2 separate regions of the Homo sapiens genome follow, and region 1 is linked to region 2. A link is an interaction called in ENCODE POLR2A ChIA-PET data of the cell type or tissue named here. Cell type or tissue: HepG2. All regions are shown on one strand. Links, peaks and the distances in the headings refer to the core of each region. The heading gives the core; the rest is flanking DNA.

The links. ChIA-PET counts read pairs that join two places held together with the same protein. Peaks named below come from ENCODE experiments on the same cell type or tissue, not always from the same donor. Only the 100,000 strongest peaks of a DNase experiment are listed, where the experiment ranks them.
Region 1: POLR2A ChIA-PET joins it to region 2 with 10 read pairs; 4 of 35 experiments call an interaction of 5 or more read pairs at or near these places.

Annotation. Positions count from the first base shown.
Region 1 is chr10:5,527,133-5,529,932 of GRCh38, reverse strand. No RefSeq gene overlaps it. Among named protein-coding and RNA genes, the nearest start is that of CALML3-AS1, 2.3 kb to the right of the region's middle. In HepG2, for the core only: no CTCF peak of the experiment used is centred there; DNase peaks (open chromatin) are centred at 1,372 and 1,912.
Region 2 is chr10:5,621,636-5,624,435 of GRCh38, reverse strand. It overlaps LOC107984199 (a long non-coding RNA gene), which reads left to right. Exons shown (of 2, transcript XR_001747344.2): 2 at 1-39. Among named protein-coding and RNA genes, the nearest start is that of LINC02677, 4.8 kb to the right of the region's middle. In HepG2, for the core only: a CTCF peak has its summit at 1,114 (motif pointing right); a DNase peak (open chromatin) is centred at 1,135.

The DNA.
Region 1 (2,800 bases), core at 156-2,655, 94 kb after region 2:
GAGGATAAACAGGAGCCGGCAGGGCTGGGCTGCATTCGATTTAAAATTGGAAACACGGGAGTCAGAGGCGAGCTTTATATAGTCTGGGAGTGCAGGAGCCCCAAGTCCTGATTTATGAGGGAGCTCAGTAAAGCACATGGAAGCCAAGGTAATATTTATAAATTCCTTTCCCCTAGGATGGCTGGAATGTTGTTTTGAGCTGCAGTCAGATTGCACCTTTTTGGGGGCTGAGGGCAGGTTGTTTAAATTAGGTTATTCAATGACTGAAAAGAAAGGGATATGCCAGTTGGGCAACTGCCTCTAAGTCTCTGCCACAGAAAAACACAGGGTGGAAGAAAGCTCCACCCGCAGGGCTGGGTCCCTCTGGAGAACCCTGTTTGCCCATTTGGGTGGCTCCTTCCTCCTGCTCCAGCCCCCAGGCCTCCCCTTGCCTATGTCCAACAGGCGAGCACCCACCCCTGGCAGCTGGAGTGACCACATTTTACCAACAAAAAAGTTTACCTTGACATCTGGGTTTGGGGCAGGCTCTTTGGAAGTGCTGACCAGGGTGGGAAAAAGGAAGGGAAAATAAGATAAGGGGAGATGGGGAGGAAGCTAAAGACAGGCCCAGGTGTGACCTAGGTAGACCTGGATCCCGAGGCTGTTGTGTGAGAGGACACACTCACTGCCGTGGGTGAACTGAGTCAGAGTAGCTGATGCCATGCCGTGGAGGTCAGCAATGCTAGCCCGGTGAGAGATGCATTCATACTGTGGGTTTGGGGTCTGCTGGTGAGGGCAGGGGGTTCCCTGGGCATCACGCCCCGTGAGGCAGAAGGAGCCGTGCCAGAGAGCACTGTCAGAGCTGCGTCCCCCTCTGGCCTGGTCTTCCTTACCCCAACACAGAAGGTTGGGAGGGGGCAGAGCCATGTGGCAGCAGACGGTGCTCACTGTGGTGAGGGCAGTGACCCAGCTTCAAGGAGAAGGGCAGACAGAAGATGTTACTGAACAATCATATTCAGGGCCGGGCACGGTGGCTTGTGCCTGTAATCCCAGCACTTTGGGAGGCCAAGGCAGGAGGATCACTTCAGGCTAGGAGTTTGGGTAAGACTGGGCAACATAGAGACCTCACCCCTCCAATTTTTTTTTTTTAATTAGTGGGTCATGGTGGCACGCGTCAGTCCCAGCTACTCTAGAGGTCGAGGTGGGATGATCACTTGAGCTCGGGAGGTTGAGGTGGGACCATCACTTGAGCTTGGGAGGTTGAAGCTGCAGTGAGCTATGATTGCACCACTGCACTCCAGCCTAGGTGACAGAGCAAGATCCTATCTCAAAAAAAAAAAAAATGTGTTTAAACACCAAGGGGGAGGGGAGGGGTCATTCACCTTTGCCACAGGACGCACTTTGACCTTGCTGCCTCTGGCTTCTGTCTGTATAAAGAAGACACCTCCGGCCAGGCGCGGTCGCTCATGCCTGTAATCCCAGCAATTTGGGAGGTTGAGGCGGGCGGATCACGAGGTCAGGAGATCGAGACCATCCTGGCTAACACGGTGAAACCCCATCTCTACTAAAAACATAAAAAGTTAGCCGGGCGTGGTGGTGGGTGCCTGTAGTCCCAGCTACTCGGGAGGCTGAGGCAGGAGAATGGCGTGAACCAGGGAGGCAGAGGTTGCAGTGAGCTGGGATCACGCCACTGCACTCCAGCCTGGGGATCAGAGCCAGACTCTGTCTCAAAAAAAAAAAAAAAAAAAAAGACACCTCCACTTACTACTCTGCTTCTGAGGACTCCCCCTCAGGGAGGATCTGGGGCTGCCAGTTCTAAGCTGAGAGCAGGTAGGACCTTTCCACCACCCCAGCCAGTGCCTGCCTGAGCACAAAGAGCTCTTGATGAAAGGCTCCCAGCACCTGCAAAATCCAGGCCCAGGTGGCTCCAGAATGACTGGTGTGTGGGGTTGCAAAAAGACCTGCCCTGGCGGAATCGCTGGGAGGCTGGGAGGAAGACAAATAAAGACACTGGCGTGCCCTCCTGGCCCAGGCATTGGCAGTGCGTAGGTCCCAACCCTTGTAAGAGCCTCAAGCCTGCACCTGGGAAGAAGGGGCTTAGATGTCAAACCTCAGCCACGTGTATGACAGTGACTACAAAGATGCCCTGTGCAGGGAGACCTTGGTTTCTCTCCTTCCTGCAGAATTTAGGAGACATTCTACAAAAGGTACTCAGGCCTGATGTACTATTCCTTTTGCCTGGCGGTCAGCAGCCATGTGGGGGCTTCTGCCTGCCCCTCCTGCTCACAGCCCCCCACCCCCTGGGGTGCTGCTGCCCAATGAACTCTAGACACTCTGTCCATGTGTTTATGAGGCTTGTTCCCAAATCTTCCCCAGGACGTGTCCAATCAACCCCGACTCCTGAGAGTGGCAGGGAGGGGTGGGGATTTGCTCAGCAAGCTGAGCCTTAGCTTGCCCTCTGCTTCTGTTCCCCTGACAGGAGTACCTGCAGTTACACCGGCCCTGGGCCAGTGCTCACCTGACACCCCACCATCCAGCATCCCCTCAGGAATCCAGCCCCAGAGCACCTGCTTCTGCCCCTTTCTGCTCTTGTCTTGTTCTCGAGCTATGGAGAGGGGTGACTACCCTGGACAGTCTTGCAGTATTAGAGCAGGAAGGGATCTTGAAGGTGATGGTAACAGTAGCTGCCATTATTAAGCACCTACTACATGCCAGGTGTGTTAAGAATGTTGTTCTGGCTCCTCACAAGTGCTGGAGAGAGGCGCTACCGTAGTTACCATGATGGAGGCACAGGTTGGTGTCAGACCTGTAGCTGAGTGGT
Region 2 (2,800 bases), core at 169-2,668:
AAGAAAATAAAAATGCGATTTGAGGACTGTTGGTACAAATATGAATGTAATCTAGGCTGGATTCATAACTGTATATTATTATTATATTAAAATTTGACTTGAAAAGAAGTGGGGGCTGGGCGTGGTGGCTCACGCCTGTAATCCCAACACTTTGGGAGGCTGAGGTGGGTGGATCACGAGGTCAAGAGATCGAGACCATCCCGGCTAACATGGTGAAACCTCGTCTCTACTAAAAAATACAAAAAAATTAGCTGGGCGTGGTGGCGGGCGCCTGTGGTCCCAGCTACTCGGGAGGCTGAGGCAGGAGAATCGCTTGAACCCAGGAGGCAGAGGTTGCAGTGAGCTGAGATCAAGCCAGTGCACTCCAGCCTGGGCGATAGAGCGAGACTCTGTCTCAGAATAAATAAATACATTAATTAATTAATAAGAGTGGAAGTAAGAACGTTTTCTTGGGTCCCTAAAATATTGTGGGCTCCAGACACTGGAGGATAAGTCACCCCGAGTGTCCTACCCTTTATAATGAGTGGGAATTTAGCCATGGGGCTGGGCCGAAAGGGGCTGCTTTGGGGAAGTGATCCTTCTGGGATCCTGTAACTGCTGAAGATCAGAACAAAAGGGGAGATTGTTGAGGTTAGCTTTTTAACTTTTTTGAGACAGGGTCTCACTCTGTCACCCAGGCTGGAGTGCAGTGGCGTGATCTTGGCTCACTGCAGCCTTGATTTCTCATGCTTAAGCAATTTTCATGCCTCAGCCTCCAGAGGAGCTGGGCTGGGACTACAGGTACACACCACCATGCACGGCTGATTTTTTAATTTTTTGCAGAGACAGGGTCTCCCTATGTTGCCCAGGCTGAGGTGAGCTTTTTAGTGTCACCATTAAGCTGCTTGAAGCTCGGGGTCCTCTGCATGTTCTTAGTTTTCATGAATGAGCTGCAGGTTCACCCCTAAATATTTGCCAGCCACTGCTCAGGCACAGGTTTGTGGTCTGAGTCGTTGGTGCGCAGACGTCCTGAACTCCATTGGCCCTGACCTGCGGGTGACAGGTGCAGCAGGCTCAAAAGCTGCCCAGGTCCATTTGCACCCTCCTGGTGTTTAGCGTTTGGCCACACGGGGGCACGAGCGGGACAGCCTAGATCGGCCTGCGTCCCATCTGGGCCGTGGGAGGAGCCGCGGGAGAAGCCTTGGGCCTCGCCAAGCTGACTGTGGCCTGGGCCCAGGAGGGTGTCATCTAGAAGGCCCCTGCTCCCTGCCACCATCAGTAATCCCCAGCCCTGGAGGCATTGAAGGCAACTCAGTCCCAGGGAGCCACGGGCTGGGTGGAGCTGGGCCACCCTGATTACAGGTCGTTCAGAGCTGGTGGCCTGGGGGTGTCACACCCCGGGCCTCGGACTTCTTACCTGAAACACGCAGGGTGCCTGCGAAAGGTCTCAAAGGTCACTTTATGCTCTCAATTCTTCTAAAATTAAAATTAATTTAAAAAGACTTTTTCAGCTTTATTGAGGTATAATTAACAAATAAAAATTGTATATATTTAAGGTGTACATGATGCTTTGATATATGTATAGACCGAAATGATTATCAGTCAAACTAATGAACAAACCCATCAGCTCACGTAGCGACAGTATTTCTGTGTGTGTGGTGAGAACACTTAAGATAAAATCTTTTAGCAAATTCCCAGGATACAGTATTATTAACTGTACTCATGATGCCATACATTAGATCTCAAATAACTTACTCATCCTGCATAGCTAAAATGTTATACCCTTTGACTGACTCAGATCTTAATTCTGCAGAAAATGCACCAGGGCTGAAGTGTAAGGAGACAAGGAGGGTCTCCAGGGACCACCATAGGATTTTTTTTTTTTTTTTTGAGACAGGGTCTAGCTCTGTTGCCCAGGCTGGAGTGCAGTAGTGTGATCACAGCTCACTGCAGCCTTGACCTCCTGGGTTCAAGTGATCCTCCCATCTCAGCCTCCTGAGTACAGCTGGGACCACAGGTGTGCGCCACCACATCCAGGGACCGGAGGAATTTAATCCAGTTGAGCCATCAGCCTGGGTTACAGCCTCCTGCCCTGCAGCCTACTCTTCCCAACCCTGGGTGGAATGAGGCCACCCTGTTGGTCAGAACCAGCTCCTGAAAGACCCTGGCAACTTAGACGTGAATCCCAGTGAACTTTCCTCATGACAATGCTAAGTCTCTACCCTGGAAAAGCTGCAGCTTCAGGACCATAACATGCAACCCATGTGCTGGCATGATGACAGGGTCCTGTGCCACAGAGACCCCTGCTCTACATGCGACGATGCACCCTCTGCCCTCTCCATTGCCCCATAATACCCTCCTGTCACTTTCCCTTGGAGAGACACTGCTTTGAGAATATGCCCAGTGCCCTCCTTATTGGAGCCAAGTAATAAACTCATGGATCAAAACTTGCATTCTCACAGAGAGTCATTGTTGCTTGACAGGGGAATGAACCCTGCTATTTTTCGGGTAGCAGAAGCTCATGTTTCATGGCACGGCCAGTTTCTGATACCTGCTTGGCCATTACCTTGGCTGGGTGACGTGAGGCAAGTCACCTTTCCTCTCAGATTCTCTCTTTGTGTGTTGTTGGCCCTGTCATTTCATTTTTTATTTTTGTTTTTGAGACAGTCTCATTTTGTCACCTAGGCTGGAATGCAGTGGCATGATCTCAGCTCACTGCAACCTTCGCCTCTTGGGTTCAAGCACTTCTCGTGCCTCAGCCTCCCAAGTAGCTGGCACTACAGGTACACACCACCATGCCTGGCTAATTTTTGTATACTTT